Linked DNA regions of Homo sapiens: regions 1, 2 and 4 are each linked to region 3. The links are chromatin loops, found by intact Hi-C in ENCODE. Cell type or tissue: heart right ventricle. All regions are shown on one strand.

What was found. Hi-C counts contacts between places; a loop is a spot of excess contacts. Peaks named below come from ENCODE experiments on the same cell type or tissue, not always from the same donor. Only the 100,000 strongest peaks of a DNase experiment are listed, where the experiment ranks them.
Region 1: a loop joins it to region 3, with 2.5 times the contacts of the local background. A loop is called at or near these places in 8 of 110 quality-filtered maps.
Region 2: it touches region 3 in a loop (2.4-fold over the local background); 6 of 110 quality-filtered maps call a loop at or near these places.
Region 4: a loop joins it to region 3, with 7 times the contacts of the local background. A loop is called at or near these places in 74 of 110 quality-filtered maps.

The regions. Positions count from the first base shown.
Region 1 is chr12:700,175-705,174 of GRCh38, reverse strand. All of the region lies in intron 1 of LINC02455 (long intergenic non-protein coding RNA 2455), which reads left to right. The region is part of intron 1 of LOC101929432 (a long non-coding RNA gene); the gene reads right to left. Among named protein-coding and RNA genes, the nearest start is that of LINC02455, 14 kb to the left of the region's middle. In heart right ventricle, no CTCF peak of the experiment used is centred here; no DNase peak of the experiment used is centred here; H3K27ac peaks cover 870 bases.
Region 2 is chr12:734,716-739,715 of GRCh38, reverse strand. No RefSeq gene overlaps it. Among named protein-coding and RNA genes, the nearest start is that of WNK1, 15 kb to the left of the region's middle. In heart right ventricle, no CTCF peak of the experiment used is centred here; no DNase peak of the experiment used is centred here; H3K27ac peaks cover 2,558 bases.
Region 3 is chr12:643,918-648,917 of GRCh38, reverse strand. The region is part of intron 1 of NINJ2 (ninjurin 2); the gene reads left to right. It overlaps NINJ2-AS1 (NINJ2 antisense RNA 1), which reads right to left. Exons shown (of 5, transcript NR_122124.1): 5 at 3,040-4,959. Among named protein-coding and RNA genes, the nearest start is that of NINJ2-AS1, 16 kb to the right of the region's middle. RefSeq lists enhancers at 2,041-2,335, 2,354-3,553. In heart right ventricle, no CTCF peak of the experiment used is centred here; DNase peaks (open chromatin) are centred at 2,017, 2,277, 3,027 and 4,934; H3K4me3 peaks cover 1,879 bases; H3K27ac peaks cover 4,863 bases.
Region 4 is chr12:745,928-750,927 of GRCh38, reverse strand. No RefSeq gene overlaps it. Among named protein-coding and RNA genes, the nearest start is that of WNK1, 4.2 kb to the left of the region's middle. In heart right ventricle, no CTCF peak of the experiment used is centred here; no DNase peak of the experiment used is centred here; H3K4me3 peaks cover 380 bases; H3K27ac peaks cover 1,043 bases.

The DNA.
Region 1 (5,000 bases), 56 kb before region 3:
CCTTTTTTTAAAGGTAAATGTTGATATGGATGTTTTGCCACAATAAGGAAGGAAGGAGGGAAGGAAGGACAGAAGGAGGAGAGGGAAGGAAGAAAGGAAGGAAGAAAGAAGAAAGGAAGGAACGAAAGAAGGAAGGAGGGAGAGAGGGAGGGAAGGAAGGAAAAAAGGAGGTAAGGAAGGAAAACAGTACTTAAAATACTCCAAAGGGACCTCTTCAGCAGCATCCAGGGCAACCTGTATCATCTTAATTGTATTAAGGCAATGTTTAAGGGCCTTTGGAAAAGGAAACAAGGTGGATTTATGAGCGGGACAGGTAATTGTGATGTGTGCATTACATAGGGCATTTCTAGCTTGGGCACCTGGTAGTCATAATGCCTTGAGAAAGTGGTTTCAGGTTGACAGTTGGCTGGGGTTACTCTGAAATCAAACCCCTACAAGGTTTAGCTTTCCTCTTGGTTTGTCTGTTTGGCTTCTCTTTCACTGTTGTGAGCCAAGGCCGAGGCCAGATCACCATCTGGCAGCCAAGGATGCAAGAGGGACTTGGATCCATGATCACAGCATGTCTTCAGCTCCTGTCCCAGGCTACTAGAGTCCACACACTGATCCACGCCCGTTGTCATCTTTGCTTTCTTGTTTTTGTTGTTGTTTTTGAGATGGAGTCTCTCTCTGTCTCCCAGGCTGGAGTACAGTGGCATGATCTCAGCTCACTGCAACCTCCACCCGCCAGGTTCAAGCGATTCTCCTCCCTCAGCCTTCCAAGTAGCTGGGATTACAGGCATGCACCACCACGCCTGGCTAATTTTTTTGTATTTTTAGTAGAGATGGGGTTTCACCATGTTGGCCAGGCTGGTCTTGAACTCCTGACCTCAAATGATTCATCCACCTCAGCCTCCCAAAGTGCTGGGATTTCAGGTGTCAGCCACTGTGCCTGGCCCGTCTTTGCTTTCCAAACTCTAGTCTTGGAGCACTTTGAGGCATTTTTCTCCAGAGGCGCTGAATGGGGTTTCAAGAATTGTTTTCTGGGTTCTTCCTGTTTAGCACCTGCTATTGTGATTACACTCACAACAAAGTCACAACAAATGGTTTTTCCTTCCAGTTTATTTTGGCCATGGCATGCAACTACCTTCAGTTAGTTCGCAGCCCTGAGTGAACCCAAGGGCTTGCTCCACGCTGTTTCTCATTCTTCCTCACTCAGAGTACCCCTGCAGGACCCAAGAAGTGCCTGTCCCCTCAGACACCACATATCAACGCTTGTCGCTTATGGCAGGCTCGCCTGCACTTGGCACTATTTCCCCTGAGAACTTCCTGCTTGTTCTTCTTCTTCTTTTTCATGGTTCTTCAAGGCTGTGTCTTTCTCTGGTTGCATACTTTGGGGAAAAATTGCCATCTCTCTTTCCAAGGCTTACAACTGGGCAAGATCTCAGATTTATTACCATTTTTGGAGAATTATATATCCATAAGCAAGTTTGAGAAAGGCTCTCTTAAAAATGTCCCCTTGCCAAAATTTAATTTTGAAGTCTGTCCTCATGAAGCGTTTTTAAAAATTGAGATTAAAAAACACATAACATTTACCATCTTAACCATTTTTAAGTGGCTCATGCCTGTAATCCCAGCACTTTAGGAGGCCGAGGCGGGCGAATCACCTGAGGTCAGGATTTCGAGACCAGCCTGGCCAACATGGTGAAACCCCATCTCTACTAAAAATACAACAATTAGCCGGGTGTGGTGGCAATCCCAGCTACTCGGGAGACTGAGGCAGGAGAATCGCTTGAACCAGTGAGCCGAGATCATGCCATTGCACTCCAGCCTTAGGGACAAGAGCAAGACTTCGTCTCAAAAAACAAAAAACAAACAAACAAAAAAAGAATCTTAGTGGTAGCAAAACTGAAAATTGCTTGGGATTCCCACTCCCTCTTCCTCTTTGCAGCCATCCCATTCTATTTCACCTTCCTCCTACGCATTTTTCAAGCTCCAGCCTCCTACTGACCAATTGCTAGGAACTGTCAAAGTAGGCACATTTCAAATGCAAATACAGTGCATTCTCTGAACATAACACAGGAATGGAAACCTGTAAACAACACAGGAATGGAAACCTGTAAACCTCATGGTAAGAAAATAGTCCCTCCCATCCCCTTTACACGGAGCCATCACATGTCCCAGAGGAAGGAAACTGTACCTGCAGGAGTGTAACAGAATCGTCAAGAGCACACGGAATCGGTCTTGATTCTGTGACAGAGTGAATGAAGACTGTGATGACATATATAAAAATCACACATTTTCCAAGCTAGAACTTAAAAAAAAAAAGGTTAGAGCATCTTCGTATACTTAACTGACAATCATCTTTAATTACTGTGACTAAATGAGAGTCCTGCCACTATCCCATCTGTGTGAGCTGAACCTCTTCCCAGACGTGTTAGTCCTGCTACGCTTACGCTGTGGGCTGGAGGATTCCGAAGAGTTTACCCCACCCAAACCTGTGAAGATGGCGTTCTATCAAATAGGTATGGTCTGAGTTCCAGGCCATTTATTTGTATTCTTCTTCTTATTATTATTATTTTAGAGACCTGGTCTCGTTCTATTGCCCAGGCTGGAGGGCAAAGGCATGATTATAGCTCACTTGCAGCCTTGATCTCCTGGGCTCCAGTGATCCTCCTGCCTCAGCCTCCCATGTAGCTGGGACTACAGGCATGCACCACCACACCTGGCTAATTTATTTTATTTTTTGTAGAGAAAGGGGGTCTCACTATGTCACTCAGGCTGGTTTTGAACTCTTGGCCTCAAGCGATCCTCCCACCTCGGCCTCTCAAAGCGCTGGGATTACAGGATGTGCCACCACGCCCGACTATTTGCATTCTTAGTGTGTGCATGGTTCAAGGTTGTATTGGATACTAGATTCCTCCCCTGGCTTCCCAGCATAACAGTATATCTTTGAAAAGTGGCCGTGCTTCTGAGAATACTCAGAATGCAAGGAGAGGAGCGGGAACTGATCCCCAAGTTCAGAGCCCCATCTTTAGTTGCTGTGCCAACAATGGAAGTATTATTCTCATCCCTCCCTTAGCAGGACCCATTGTTCTCTGGTTACAACAGAAGTGAGATAAACAGCAGCTGCAAGGACCCGACCCTTCCTCCCTCCAGGCCCAGGCACTGAACGTGAGAAGCCTGGCATTATTACCACACAGGCTTCTGACAGTTCTTGAAGGACAGAGTTGATGAGGATGGGGGCATGAGATTCACTTTTTACAGACAAAATGTCGTCTGTAAGGATAACAGGAGAAGGCGGAGACGTTGCAACAACTCTTTTCCCTAACCATTTCCTGTATTCTGGCATATCAAATAACTAGAGAAACAACATGATATGTGACATAGTGAGACCCCATTCTGTAAAAAAATAAAATAAAATTTTTATATTATATATATGTGTTTGCATTTGCCAAGCCTTTGAGTCAATTTTCAGGTTTTTTCCATTTTTTTCTTGTCTTGATTTTTGTGGTTCTTCCATGTGCCTTGAGCCTTCAGATTCCCTACGATATACAGCCGATTCTCATTTTCCATAAGGTTACTGTGAATACTGAAACATTGCTCCTAGGGGCAACACAGGGTGAGGTTCCTGTGAGCCTCCGATCACATTTTTCTTTTTTTTATTTTTATTTTTTGAGACGGAGTCTCGCTCTGTTGCCCAGGCTGCAGTGCAGTGGCGCGATCTCGGCTCACTGCGACCTCCGCCTCCCGGGTTCACGCCATTCTCCTGCCTCAGCCTCCCGAGTAGCTGGGACTACAGGTGCCCACCACCAAGCCCGGCTAATTTTTGTATTTTTAGTAGAGACAGGGTTTCACCGTGTTAGCCAGGATGGTCTCGATCTCCAGACCTCGTGATCTGCCTGCCTCAGCCTCCCAAAGTGCTGGGATTACAGGCGTGAGCCACTGTGCCCGGCCTCTGATCACATTTTTCATCAACCAATCAATTATGTGTGTTTGTGTTTAAAGATACTTATTATATATTGTTGATTCATTAACATTAGATCTATGGCCAACAGCACTGTCACTCACGCCTGAATGAAGCTCATTTAACACACATATTTTCTCCGTAAGGCATATTACAGCTTTCTTGCACTTAGGAACAGTAGACAGCACTTCAGCACTATGCTTGGGGACTATTTTTTAAAGAGCAAAATCACCAAAAAAAGCACAAAAATGTCAAAACATAACATTACATGTACTGCAAATAGGAAGGACACCGCATTACCGTGGAGAGCTAAAACAAGAAGGCAGGGCCTGGCTTTGTTTGACTGCGGCAGGAATGTGCATCACCTTGGTTTGAGTGACTCAAACTTTTCACTTCTCTGCACATGTCTGTGAACGACTGAAGGTACTGCAAGGATGGATTTGGGGGTTCCAAATAAATTTCAGAGAGTAGCAAATTCCCAATATGAAATCCAGGAATAACGAGGATTGATTGTAACCATGCACATTCAAGAATGAAAATATTTTGTGGGTGAAATCTTGCAGTGGAATCAGAAGTCAAGAACACATGTTTCTATCAACTCTCAGAACATGGGGAACTCTATTCTAAGGGCACTTGGGGATCTGTTGGCCTTCCCATACAAGAGTGACACTGTCACGTTCCCTGACTCCACTGCCAGTAGGACATGAACTGGGAAGTGCGTTTTCCATTCCTGGAGACTATTAGCTCTAAGGTAGTTAATCTCAAGGTGTGGTTCTGGATGGACTGACACCTTCTTAGAAATGTAAAGTGTCTGGTTCCACTCCGGACCTACAGGACCAGAAACTCAGAGGTGGGGTCTTCTGTGTTTTAAAAGGCCAGGAGATTCTGCTTCGTGCTCAAGTTAGAGAACAGTGCTCTAAGCCACCCAACTCATCCGGCCCCTCTAGTGGCTAACGGCCTGTAGGATGCCTGATTGATTTTCCTTTGGTGTGGAAAGAGCCAGGCCTTGACAGATGAATCCCACTTCTGCCTTTTATAATGGAGAGAACTTGTTACT
Region 2 (5,000 bases), 91 kb before region 3:
GCCAGGTGTGGTGGCTCATGCCTGTAATCCCAGAACTTTGGGAGGCTGAGGTGGGTGGATCATTTGAGGCCAGGAATTCGAGACCAGCCTGGCCAACACAGTGACACCACTTCTCTATTGAAAATACAAAAATCAGCCGATGTGGTTGCGCGCCTGTAGTCAGTTACTCAGTAACGGAGGGAGGAGAGTCGCTTGAACCCTGAACCCGGGAGGCAGAGGTAGCAGTGAGTCGAGATTGTGCCACTGTGGTCCAGCCTGGGCAACAGAGCTAGACTCTGTCTCAAAACAAAAGAAGAAAAAATAAAGGTTTTAAAAAATTATTACTATAATTATTTAAATACTAAATATAAGATATAGAGCTTCGTATTCATTACTTCTCCATCCCAGCTTGACTAACCCATTCATCCAATCTCCTCTAGCTCAATCTCGCATTCATTCCTTCTTTGCAAAATTCGGTTTCTCTCTCCACTCTAATATTAATGATACTCTGTTTTATAAGAAGACCATTTCAAAGCTTATGCAATCTGATCATCTTGTACATTTTAATTACATGTAGAACATACATAATTGGACTGAATATAATCACTAGAGCATTGTGGTGAGGAGTGAGGGGAAGACCAAAATGAATTCCTTAACGAGCTTTGTGTTCGAGGCTTTTCACTCTCACTGTTTAGAGGCTCTGTAATGAGCCCAGTTAGAAATAGTCCAGTAAGGAGGAGGGATGACCTGCCAGTCTGTGTTGTTTTCAATCACATTAAGGCCCTCAAAGTAATTTTTTTTTTCCATGACCACTGAGAATAACAAGAGTTGACAATGGGGAAAAGGTGGGGAAGGAAATAAGTAGGAAATTGTGACAAATGGACATGAGAGCCAAGCTCCATTTTAAAGGTCAACAGATCCATTTAGATATTATGATAGCTTGTCAGCTTCTAACACACTATAAGCTTTTAGTATTTCTATGATATTAACTGGGGTTTTAAAGGGCCTTCCCAGTCAGTTTTTATATTTTTTTAGGTAAAAATAGAGGCACAAGGGACATGCAATATTGTGTCAAATAAAGTCTGACCTGCTTCCTGATCCTGACAACAGTCCACTTCACAGTTAAAATCCCTCATTAACAATAGTCCCTGAAGTTATAGCCGGCAATTTATGTGACTCTTAATTTAAATGAGGACGGCAGGCCTAATCCTCATGTTAAATTTAGGATTAGTTTTCTAGCTGGGCTTGCATATCTGTATTTTTAAAAGGTGATGCAATGGCCCACTCAAGTTCGTTATTTTACAGTAGTTTTAATTCCAAAACGGTGTTTATTGGTCTTTTAAAATTTTTTTCTTTTCTTTTCTTTTCTTTTTGGCAGGGGCGGGCAGGGTCTCACCCTGTCGCCCAGGCTGGAGTGCAGTGGCATGATCTCGGCTCACTGCAGCCTTTAACTCCTGGGCTCAAATGATCCTCCCACCTCAGCCTCCCCAGTAGCTAGGACTACAGGTGCATGACACCGTGCCTGGCCTGTTTATTGGTCTGTAATGGCTTATTGTTCAGGACAGATAACTTCTAATGGCACCTTGTATTTTTCTGCTATCTTTTTCTCAAACTCATACACTTATCCTCTTTCTCCCACAGTCCCTTTGAGGAAGGGTGCAAACTGGAATAAAATATATGGGGAAACTGAGACACAGAAAGGGGATGAGTTCGGCCGTAGAGTCACCTACACAGTGACTAACTTTACTAGCAGGTAATTGTATGTCCAAATATAACCTCCATCTAAACCCAAGACACTGAATCTTAGTGAGTCTTAGGATTTTCCCCCTCTCGTATTTACTGATTAGAAAGAAACTTGCCTACCTGAAAACATATTTTTCTGGGCAAATAGCAAGCGCTAAGGATGCTCTATTCATTCTCTTTGACAGGTAAACAGCGTGGAACCAGGATAGACATCCTGAGGGAGGAAACCAAATTTGCAGATAATTATTAAAAGCTCAGTGTTCCTCTAAGTCTGAGATTTTAAAATTACCAGGCTGTATTTGCACATGAATTCTCTAGACAAACCCTGGGTTCAAACCCTGGCTCTGTCACTTAGTAGCTACTTAACTTGTCCGAGCTCCTTAATCTCCCTCTGCCTTTTCCCTCATCTATAAAACGTGGATAATAGCAGCACCCGCTGCATCGGTTGTTAGATTAAATTCGCAAGTGGGTGTAACCCCTTTGGAACAGCGCCTATCAGTAAGTTCTATATATGTTGGTTATTATTAGTATATTATTTGCACAAATCTCGGAAGCACGACTGTTGCATAACATGATAAATATGGCATCAACTCTAAAACTAATGCCTTGTCATAATGCCCATTTCCTTTTCTGATAAGAACACTAACCTGCTGAATCAAGGAAATGCTATAAGACATGGTGTCCTTTTATTTTTATCAAGGCTTATTACGAAGTCTATTAGGATATTTTCATGGGCACAATGGAGAAATGTGAGCTGGAAGATATCAAGAGCACAGCTGTACAGAGGGAGGACCTCAGGCACATGCCAAATTTTGTCCCTGATCTGTACTATTCAACATCGTAATGACTCAGTAAACACTAAAAGAAACACCAACTAAATCTTCCGAGACACAGCCTTGGTTGGTTTGTTGATTAATATTAACACCATGCCTCAGCAAATAAAGAATTTTGTGTCTATATTCTTTTATAGGAAGGGTACATAGTTTTCACCTGACTCCCAAAGGTGTGTTTGACCCCCACCTCCTCAAAAAAAAAAAAAAAAAAAAAAGCTTAAGAACCATTAATAGATAGTATGATGCTCAGTTCTGGCCACTATATATTTTTTTTAATTTTAGAGATGGGATCTCACTATGTTGTCCAGGCTGGTCTTGAACTCCTGGGGTCAAGTGATCCTTCTGCCTCAGCCTCCCAAAGTACTGGAATTACAGGTGTGAACCACTGTGCCCAGCCCTGACCACTACTTTAAAAAGTTTTTTTTTGGAAACAGGGTCTCGCTCTGTCACAGTGGTGTGATCACGGCTCACTGCAGCCTCAAACTCCCAGGCTGAAGTGATCTGAAGTGATCCTCCCACTTCAGCCTCCCAAGTAGCTGAGACTACAGGCACACACCACCACACCCAGCTAATTTTTTAATTTTTTGTAGAGACAGAGTCTCGCCATGTTGTTCAGGCCAGGATTCCTGGGCTCAAGAAATCCTCCCACCCTGGCTTCCAAAAATGCTGGGATTATAGGTATGAGGCACTGCACTCAGTCTGACTACTATTTTTAAAGAAGAAATTGACAAAACAAGTGCCAAATATTGGAGCCTGGGGTGGCAAAAGGTTTGGAAATCACGTCCTATGAAAGTTGTTGAAGAAACCTGGGAAACATAGCGTGGATAAGATAATTTGCGTTGGGGACAAGATGACATTCTTCAACTATCCGAAGGACTTGTGTGTGTAAAATGGATGAGATTTATTCTGTATGGTTCCAACAGGCAGAAGGGTGAAAGTCACAAGGAGGCAGATTTCAGCTTTAATATAAGCAACAATTTGCTAATGATTAAAGCTTCCCTAAACTGGAATCGACTGTTGTGTGAGCCAATGAACTCCTTGCTACAGAAAATGTTCAAGCAGGAAGGAGCTGGATCATCAGTCAGCGATACCAAGGGCAATTTCCACATTGGACCTTAGGCTGGAATGAATGGCCTCTAAGGACACTTTCAACTCCAGGAGTCTGTCATTTCCTAATCCTTGTCTTTGTTAGACAGATTCCTTAGCACCCCTTCCCATCATCCCAAAATAAGAACAAAAAGTGTTTTTTATCTACCTTGTATTTTTTCAGTTACATTGAATGGAGCGTATAAAATAGTACCTTCCTGGAGAAAAAAAGTGACTTAAACGGAATCATAAAACAGGGTCTTAGAAGAAGCTTGAAAGGCACTTAGAGTTCAATCCAGTCCTATCTGGGGCCCACAACCACTTTTCAAAAATAGGTAAGGAAACTGTGGCTTAAGGAAACAGAGTTATTTGCTCAAGATCCTGACATTTACTGTATTGTAGTTCCATTTATTTGTTTATTTATTTACTTATTTCTTTGAGACAGAGTCTCTCTCTCTGGAGTGCAGTGGCGTGATCTTGGCTCACTGCAACCCCCGCCTCCCAGGTTCTGGTAATTCTCAAGCCTCGACCTCCCTAGTAGCTGGGACTCAGGAATGCGTCACCACATCCAGCTAATTTTTGTATTTTTAGTAGAGACAGGGTTTCACCATATTGGCCAGGCTGGTCTCAAACTCCTGGCCTCAAGTGATACACCTGCCTCAGCCTCCCAAAGTGCTGGGGTTACAGGCGTGAGCCACCGTGCCTGGCCCCTGTAATTCCACTTACAAAAGCATAAAAAGGAATAAAACACTTAGAAATAAGTTTAACAAAAGAAGTACAAAACTTGTACTCTAAACTTATTCTCAAAACTTATACTCTAAAAATTACAAAACTTGACAGATCTTGTAAACTCCCTAGTCTATTCTTTCCCCTTCTCACTACTGGACTAGACTAGTCTTAAAAAAAATTACAAAACATTGTGAAAAGAAGTTAAATGCCTAAATAAGTATTAATAAAAAGACATCTCATGTTCTGTTTAGAAGACTTAATATTGTTAAGATGGAAATACTTCCGAATTAAACTACAGATTCAGTGTGATCCCTATTAAAATTCCACTTGGCTTCTTTGCAAAAATTGACAAGCTAATACTAAAATTTGTGTAAAATTTCAAGAGAATCATCAACACAATTGCGAAAAAGAACAAAGTTAAAGCACACTTCTTGATTTCAAAACATTCTACAAAACTACAGTAATCAAGACAGTGTGGCATTAGGATAGAATAAATGTAGAGATCAATGAAATAGAATTGAGCATTCAGAAATAATTCCTCACATTTATGACAAATTAATTTTCAAGAAGCTTGGCCGGGCGTGGTGGCTTATGCCTGTAATCCCAGCACTTTGGGAGGCCAAGGCAGAC
Region 3 (5,000 bases):
GACTAGTGCAAGAGTATTCTAGTGCCGAAAACAGTGTGAACAAAAAGCTGGAGGCAGGAAAACACAGGGCATATCTGGGGAAGGATGAGTAGATAGATTTGTTTAGACTCTAAGGTGAAAGGAAGAGAAAAGTGAGAAATAGGATTGTAATGGTAGGTTGGAATCAGATCATGATGGACCCTGAAGGCCAAATTTGGTTTATTAGACTAATAGGCCTTCCAGGTCCTGTGCAGAAGTCCAACTCTGATGGGAGTATGGGGTGCTTAGATTTGCAGGTGACAGCCAAATGTTTTATTCCTTGTCCAGGCCTTTCCTGGACCTCTATCTGAGAGCCCAGGTGCCTCTGCAGAGCAAAGAACACTCATGAACACGACCATTCATTCGGTCAGTTCATCCCCGATGAACGGGTCTAGCCCTTGTTTTAAAGAGGAAAAAATCAAGGTCCAGAGACGTGTGATGTTTAACTGGGCCTTAGAATCTTCATGGCATTGGGTATCTAATGAACAACAGACAGACTACTCAATAAATATGTGTTTGTTAGGCCGGGCGCAGTGGCTCACGCCTGTAATCCCCACACTTTGGGAGGCCAAGGCAGGCGGATCATCTGAGGTCAGGAGTTTGTGACCAGCTTGGCCAACATGGTGAAACCCTGTCTCTACTAAAAATACAAACAAAAATTAGCCAGGTGTGGTGGCGGGTGCATATAGTCCCAGCTACTTGGGAGGCTGAGGCTGGAGAATCGCTTGAACTCAGGAGGCGGAGGTTGCAGTGAGCCGAGGATCACACCATTGCACTCCAGCCTGGGTGACAAGAGTGAAATTCCATCCAAAAAAAAATGTATTTGTTGACTAATTGATGTATCCAATTTGCCATGCACCGTGAAAGGGTCTTTCAAACACATGATGCAAATGAATCCTCCCAACTACCCAGTGGTCATTACTACACCATTAATGGATGCAGAAGTGAAGCTCAGGAAGGTCAAAGACAAGACCACAGAGCCTGGAAGCGGCAGGGCAGGACTGAAACCTAGGTTTTCTTTTTGCTATACTCGAACTCAGTGGTTTTCAAATGTGGTCCCTGGAACAGCAGCACCCCATCACTTGTTAGAAATGCAAATCCTTAGACCCACCAAATCAGAAACCCTGGAGATGAGGGTTTCTGCAATCTGTATTTTCACAAGTCCCCTGGTGATCCCGATGCATACTAAGGTCTTACTTAAATCCGTTAAGTGACTGATGTATGGGAGAAATGGAGACTTCAAGACTGGCTCCTTTCTCCCAGGTAGTCCTGTAGCACCTGCACTAGACCTGGAGTAAGCAACGCACCCAGAGTCACGCAGAGATGTCAGCAGATCAAGGGGCCCAGGTTGGAGCAGGTGCCAGGGAGGAGGAGCTGCCAGTCACTTTCTAAGAAGACAAAGGTTCTAAGCCTCTCAAGTCCAAACTTCTTGTTTCAGTGTGGGGCACCACCACACTGTCAGTGCAGGGCACCACCACACTGTCAGTGCTACTATGTGCATGCCACATACTTGTGGGATTTACAGCCACTATGATGAGAGGTGCTTTGGGATTACTCCAACCTAGGAAAGAGACGTGTTTGACAGGCCCACCCCCACTAGAAAGATTAAGCATAATGAAGGGCTCGGGTGAAGATGAATGTCTGTCTCCTGTCACCCAGCCTTGCGTCTCAGGAGAGGGAAGAGAGCTACTGAAGGCAAGAGTGGGCTTTCCCACGGGGCACCTGGGCACAGACACCTGAGGGATGGGGGAATATGCCTTCTGCAGGGGTGGAAGAGAAGGAACAGAGGGGCCTGGCACCCCTGAACAGTTTGAGGGCCTTGGGAACAGGGGTAGGGAGGGCAGGGGGCAATGTGGAAGTCAGGTGGGAGAGAGTGCCAGCCCAAAGTCTGCAGCATCACCTCCAAGCTTCTGTGAAAGAGCTCCCAGTATCCTGGAACAGCGAGTCTCTGAGCTAGAAGTTGACCAGGCTCCACGCCAGGAGAATGGAAAACCCCTGCGCCTCTCCAGAGGTGAACTCCCTGTTTCCACAACCCTTGTCCAGGGAAGCAGGTTTGTTTACCCTCAGGTTTGAGGGGTCAGGCTTTGGTCATTTTGTTTTGTGTGCTTGTCTTGTGCCTCGGGTGTGGAGTCCAGAGACCAATTGTCTGCCCGGATACACATTTTCAGTCCTAATCTGTACACAGCCTCACTCACACAACCAGGACCTTTCCTCTTCAGCTGCAGTTTCCTAGAAATGTGACCGCCCAGTGTTATGATTCAAACAGGGCTCCGTCCCAAGGGATAGTGGGGCAGGGTGGGGTTGGTAGCATTGGATCTTTAATGCCGCACCCTTCCTCTGTCCCTCTTTTTCTCTGGCTTTCACGGTGATCTACGTAATTTAATGCTCACCCACATTCCTTGTTGTGAACTGCCTTCACTAGGGTTGGGAAGGGGAGCAGGAATCTTGCAAAGCCCATGACCTAACCCGGTTGCTGCAAAGGAGTCTCTGTAAATGGGATCCTGGGCTGCTCCAGGCACTCACGGGCAGTGCCCTCCTGCCCCACAGAGCTTCCCTGCAGAGCTCTGTGCTTTCAGGCCCTCAAGGGGCAGTCCAAGAGGTGGACGCTCCTGTAAAAGCTGAGATTTCGCTTCACTGCGTAGGAGAAAAAAATATCCTGGGGGCTATGGAGTAGCCTGAAGAGGAGGCAGGTAGGATGGAGGGGAGCACAGGGTAGACAAGGCTTATCCTCAAGTTGCCACTAGTGTCCTCAAGGTCCAAGAAATCAGTACTGCCTGTGCTGTTTCCAGAATGCTAGTCACAGTAGTAGTGGCTGGCAGCGGGCTGTCCCTGTGAGATTGTGTGAGAGAATTAGGAAAAGAGAGAAACCCTGTTATTTTGTTTTCCATTCTCCATGTGACCTGCAGTATTTTTCCTCCTCCCATAAGAAGTCAGCTTCCTCCCTCGCCATCCCGATGTGACCTACTTATCTGCTCCCTTGAAAGGGAGGTACTCTGGAAGACATCCCAGTCGGGGGCGGTTCTGAGTCTCAGAAACAAGCTCTTTAATAAGGAAAATCCAGAAGCTATAAAACTGGGGGGCAAGGTATGAGGGAGGCTGGAAAACGTTGGAGAAGAAGGTAAATGGAGGCTAGTGGCGCCACAGCAGAGTATTCGGTGGTGTGCCATCAGCCCTCACAGCTGACTCATGCCATGACTAAGGGAAATTGGTCGTGGAGCCATCAAAGAGGGCAAATGTCAACTGCTGGAGAGAGTGCATGGACAGAAGTGCAAGCAAAATAAAGTCCAGCTCTTCCAGGTTGACCACTTTGTGCCCCTACTTCACAGAGCTGTGATCTAATCTCTGAGCCCTTTTCCTTATCTGCAAAATGAGGATAATAATTTTTATCTCAGAAGATTGATGAAAATACTAAATAATTTATTCTACCCTCTGTTACTTCCTAGAGAAAACTTAAGCAGATTTCAGAACAAAGGCACATAAATGATAACGGCTACCATTTATTTCTAAGTACCCACTCCATAAGAAGTCCTACATACATAGTTTTCTCACTTAATTCTGTGAGGAATCGATTATGCTCGTGTTACCAGTAAGGAATCCAAGGCCCAGAGAAGTTAAATCACTTGTGCAAAGTCACATAGCTAGCAAGCAGCAGAACTGAGGCCCGTACCCATGTCTGTCTGGCTCAAGGCATATACTGATTGACTGTAACATCATTTGCCTTCAAGGATTTGCCAAAAACCCTTGTCCCCAGATCTTAAGTAAATTTAGAATGCTGAGTCAGATTGGGGATGCAGGAATCAAAGAATAATTGGGTTATATAATGCTATGATTTTATGCTAATCTTGGCACTAAAGAGAGATTGTCTCGCAGTCTGGAAGACTGTAACTGCCTATCTGGTCTCTAGCCACTGGGCCTCCAGTCTGGCCTCCCTCCAATCCATTCTCCTCACTGTAGCCACAGAGAACATTCTCCTGCTTCTCTCAGTGGTTCCCAGCTGCCCTCAGGATTATATCCAAACCCACTGGGGCCAGGGCTTGGCCTGTTCTTAGTAGGCCCTACCCCGTTTTTAAAATCAAATGCATTAAAATATACCCGTATCGCTTACTAAATATGAATTCTATCATGTAAAATTTTTGAAACAATTCGTGATTTGAATTTTGGAATTATTAATTTAAAAGTTCACTTTTCCTATGTAGGTGTCAATAAATTTTTTTCAGGTCTCAAATACTTGGGACCTTCAGGAAGCCCATAGCCCCAAGTACTGTGCTTATAACGTCTAACGGTGAAACAGCCCCGTGTGCAGGCCCCGTCCCCCTGCCCTGTATGCCAGGCTTTCTGTAAATCCTTTTTCCTCTGCCTAGAACTTTGTTTCTGCACTGTACACTGCCCACACTATTCTCCCCTCCCTCCTTGCCCTGCAGTCTATTTATTTTGATGTAAGTTCATATATGCTTAACCTCTGTTTCCTCATCTGTAAAATGGGAATAGCAGTAGTATTTCATAGGATTATTAAGAAGATCGAGTTAGTTAATACACCAAAGCCTTTCTATACAAAGTATCCTGGGAGCTTGTTGGAAATGCAGAATCTCAGGCCGCACCCCAGAGGTACTGAATGAGAAACTGCATTTTACCAAGATCCGCTGCGATTCAGGCCCACATTTAGGTTTGAGGAACACTGCACTCACACACTGAGAACAATGTCTGTTACATAATAAGCACTCGATAAATGATGGCCAGTATTAAGGTGACGAAAGGTCAGGTTTTTACAGTTGTTTCCGGTTTTCCTTCTTGCCTTACTTTAACTTGCAGACTCTAGTTCAGTGGTACTCAATGGTGTTCCTGGGAAACTCTGGCCCCCTGGGAGCCGGCCCGTGGCACTTCCGCTAATGCTGAGGCAGCAATGAAGACCATGGTTCCTGCGCTCAGGTACCTTCACTCCATCTGCAGAGGGAGACAGACAAGGAAATGGGCAATTGCAATAG
Region 4 (5,000 bases), 100 kb before region 3:
TTTCATTCGTTTGCTATTGGTAATGGTAAATAATCTCATTATGGCAAATGGAATTAAGAGTGTTTTTCTAACCGTAAACCTAATGTAAGCAAGGGAAGAAATGGCTGTAAAATACATTTTTATTGTACTTTTGAGTAAAATAAAACTTACCCAATTGTTGCTTCACTAGGAAAAATAGTCTGATTTTAAACATAAGGCAGCTAATTACAAATTGGCAAGTTAAAAGAAGATCAGTAAATCACAATGTTCCCTTTTGGCACCATGAAAAAATTAGGATATTTTTGTGTGAGTGGTTGTTAAAGGATTTTATTATTGCCTGTTCCTGTTTACTGAGCCCTGAAACTTTGGCCACACTGCATTGGACACAAGTCCCTTGATAATCACCATGCCCTATCAACATGTCTTTTCAACCAGGAACAACTAAATTCATTGTAAGTAATTTAATTAACTGTTGACTTAAAACCACACTTGCCTAGGAGACAGCTTTTCCCACTTGTGTAATATTAGCTTTACAATGAAAACAGATACAATTTTAAGTTGAATATAATCTTATTATGTACAATGATTAGATTTAAAGGTTATATTATTTAGTGTGCGTATTTTACTAACAAACACTTTTTTGCTCAGTTTTTGTTTTGTTTTGTTTTGTTTTGAGAGAGGCTCACTCTGTCGCCCAGGCTGCAGTACAGTGGCTTGATCCCAGCTCACTCAGTTCTTTTTAATGCTTACCAACCTACCTCCAAGTAAATGGTATTTTCTGTTACTCATTACTATAATTCCTAATAGTACTTTTCCTTTCTCTGTCACTTCAATTATCCAGTAAAGAATCAACCTCTCTATGTTCCATATAAAACATCAAGTGACTGTAAACAGAGATAACAAAGAACCCAGGATACAATGAATGCACTAAGCTCAGAGGTTTGACTTCCTTACATTTGGTTCCACAAGAAGAATACAAGTATGTTATTCTGTCTCACCATGTCTCTATTCTCTCTAGTTCTTGTTCATGTTCTCACATTGATTGATTCATGTTTCTTTCTATTCCCTTCCATTCACATTTTTTTGTTTACATGGTTTCTGCCATTGGTAACTAGCTAGCAATGAAAGTCAGAGACACCTTTGATTTAGACAGTGGCTGAAATATCCTAAACACACAAAATCTACCTTACTTTGAATGTGGCAAAATATTGATACATAAAGTTGCTTCTTGAAGTGTAGGGGAAAAATTGTCCCACCTTAAGAGCATTTCTCTTTTTTTTTTTTTGTCTCCTTTCCCTCATTTTCCCATGCTCCTTTGTCTTGCCTATGGGTAATTTTTATTTTACCTCTTTGTCGTCTGGAACCCTGTCATCTGGAAGTAGGAAGTGAGAATCAGGCAGATAAACAATGAAGAATAGTTTTTTAAGAACTTTATATTATAAATGAAATAAAGGGGGTGGGATTTTCCCTATATCAAAGTATATTATAAAACCATAAAATTAAATCTATATGGTATTGAGATAAGCATAGGCAATGGAACAGAAGAGAGAGTACAGAAACAGTCTCATGTATGTATGGGAATTTCATATAGAAAATGGCATTTGAAGTCAGTAGGGCAAAATAATAAACAGTGCTTGGACAATTAGTTATTCATTTGAAAAATAAATGAGGTCAGTGTTTACTTCAGACTGTTCACAAAATTAATTTCCACATAAATTGAAGAACCAAACTTTTAAAAAATATCTCTAAATAATTTTTTAAATGTAGGAGAACATAGGGTACTAAAGGGCTTCAAAGAGCAATCCAAGAGCCACAAAGGAAAATATTTGACAATATCAAAATTGATAATCTATTCAACAAAACACAAGTGACAAACTGCCAGAAAAACTCTGGAGACTGTATAACAAAAGATTAATATCCAAAAGATATGGGGGGAAAAAAACCCTCTTAAATCACTGAGAAAAAGGCAAACCACTGTATAGAAAAGGAGGATATGAAAAGATAATTTACAAAGCAGTAAATGCCATGGTGGCTTACACCTGTAATCCCAGCACTTTGGGAGCCTAAGTGGGAGGATCACTTGAGGTCAGGAGCTCGAGACCAGCCTGGCCAACATGGTGAAACCCCGTCTTTACTAAAAATACAAAAATTAGCCGGGCATGGTGGTGCGCGCCTATAGTCCCAGCTACCCGGGAGGCTGAGGCACGAGAATCGCTTCAACTCAGGAGGTGGAAGTTGCAGTGAGCCGAGATTGAACCATTGCACTGCAGCCTGGGCAACAAAGCGAGACTGTGTCTCAGAAAAAAAAATAAAATAAAATAAAGCAGTAAATGCAAATAACAAAAATAGACATGAAAAAGATGCTGAAACTCAGTAACTAGCAAAATGCAGATTAAAATATAATATTTTCTCTCATAAAATTGAAAAATTATCTTTTTTTGAGACAGAGTCTCATTCTGTTGTCCAGGCTGGAGTGCAGTGGTGCAATCACAGCTCACTGTAGCCTCATACTTCTAGGCTCAAGCCTGCCGAGTAGCTGGGACCACAGGTGTGCACCACCATGTCCAGCTAATTTTTAAATTTTTTGTAGAGATGAAGTCTCACTATGTTACCTTGGCTGGTCTGAACTCCCTGGACTTAAGCAGTTCTCCTATTTCAGCCTCCCAACGTGCTAGGATTGCAGGCGTGAACCACCACGCCTGGTCTAAATTGAGCAAAAAAAAAAAAAAAAAAAAATTTTTTTTTTTTTTTTTTAGTGTCCCCATCATGGCAATTTGCAAAATTTTTAGGGATTCATAATATCAAGTGTTGGCGAGGATGTGGAGAAACGTGCTGTTAATGATACGGTAAATTGGTACAAGCTTTTTTGAGGGCAATTTGTTAGCAATTATTAAAACGTACAATGTGCATCGTCTTTTTCTTTCTTTTTGGTACCTACCTTGGAAAAATACTTGCACGTGTTTCCTAAGAAATATCTATAAGAGGGTGGGTGCTCACGCCTGTAATCCCAACACTTTGGGAGGCCGAGGCGGGTGGATCACAAGGTCAGGAGTTCGAGACCAGTCTGGCCAACATGGTGAAACCCCGTCTCTACTAAAAATACAAAAAATTAGCCGGGTGTGGTGGTGTGTGCCTGTAACCTCAGCTACTCGGGAGGCTAAGGCAGGAGGATCACGTGAACCGGGAGGTGGAGGTTGCAATGAGCCGAGATTGTGCCACTACACTCCAGCCCAGGCAACAGTGCAAGACTCCATCTCAAAAAAAAAAAAAAAGGAAAGAAATATCTATAAGAATATTCACTATAGCCAGGTGCAGTGGTGTGTGCTTGTAGTCCTAGCTACTTGGGAGGTTGAGGTGGGAGGATTACTTGAGCCCAGGAGGTCGAGGCTGCAGTGAGCTATGATCACGCCACTGCACTCCAATCTGAGTGACAGAGCAAGACCCTGTCTCTAAAAAACAAAAACAAAACATAAAACCTTTCACTATGGCTTTATTTGTAACAAAAAATCCAAATGATCTGCATGTTCATCAATAAGAAAATAGCTAAACTATGGTATTTCCAGTTTGGGGTACACCATGCAACAGTAGGAAAAAAGGAGGGAAATATGTATGTGGTGCCATAACTATTAAGTGAAAGGCTCAAGTTTCAGAATAATATGCACTATATCACATCTTGTATTTTTTTAAAAAATTCTGTTTCTGTGTGTATTTAAAGGCATGCAGAAAAAGTCTAGGTAGTACACACCAAAATGAAAAGGAGAATTACTTCTGGGGAATACTCAGATCTTTTTTGTTGTTTCTTTTTTGAGACGGAGTCTCACTCTGTCGCCCAGGCTGGAGTGCAGTGGTGCAATCTTGGCTCACTGCAACCTCTGCCTCCCGGGTTCAAGTGATTCTCCTGCCTCAGCCTCCCAAGAAGCTGGGACTCCAGGCACACGCCACCATGCCCGGCTTATTTTTCTTTTTAGTAGTGGTGGGGTTTCACCATGTTGGCCAGCCGTGAGCCACGGTGCCCAGCTGAATACTCATCTCTTTATTTTGTGAATTTCTTAACACATTGTCACTCGTTGCAGATAATTTGAACGTTACAGAATAAAGTATGGAAGAAAGTGAAAATTACCAGAAAATCTACCCAGCCATAGATAGCAACCTTTAATATGTAGGCGTATTTCTTTCCAGACAGATAAAAATTTTATAATTATGTCGTAAGCTTTTCCAGTGTATTACATACTCTCTGGAAACATCGTTCTTTAATAGCTGCACAGTATGTCACCATAAGACATTACCAAGTATAAGTTTTTCACATTATCTGGAAAGAACATAGGGGGAAATATTTAAAATGTCCCAGGCTTTAACATGCTCTCACAGGAAAAGATTTATCAGAATCACCTAGGAAGCTTTTACAAAATACACCTGTTGGACTGTTTCACCACTACTCCTCATCCAACCTAGATATATTTTTTGGTGAGAGAATTCATTGCAAGCAGACCTGCATTGCAATAATTTTTTTAAAGGAAAGTATTAGTATATTAGTAAAAGGAGTAGTAAATTAGGATTTAAACAAGGAATGAAAATACCAGAAAAAAAATATGTTGGAAAATATAAAAGCCCAGAAAATAAAAAAGAAAATAAATAAAAGAAAACATAAAAGGCACTTTATTAGTCATGTTAAAAGGTAAATGATGGTTTCAAGCAAACGTAAAAACAAGGTATAATATGCATTATAATATATGAAGAAGTAAGCGGGACATGGAGGCTCATGCCTGTAATCCTAACACTTTGGGAGGCCGAGGTGTGAGCATCACTTGATGCCAGGAGTTTAAGACCAGCCTGGGCAACATAGTGAGACCCTGTCTCTAAAAAACAAAAAATATTTTTAAAGTAAATAAAATTTTAAAAAAATAATATATATAGAAGTAAATGTATAATGGTTATAGCATAAGGGACAGGAGGAGGAAATGGAAGAATAATGTTATTAGGGTCTTATACTATATATGAAATGTCATAATATTATTTGAAGG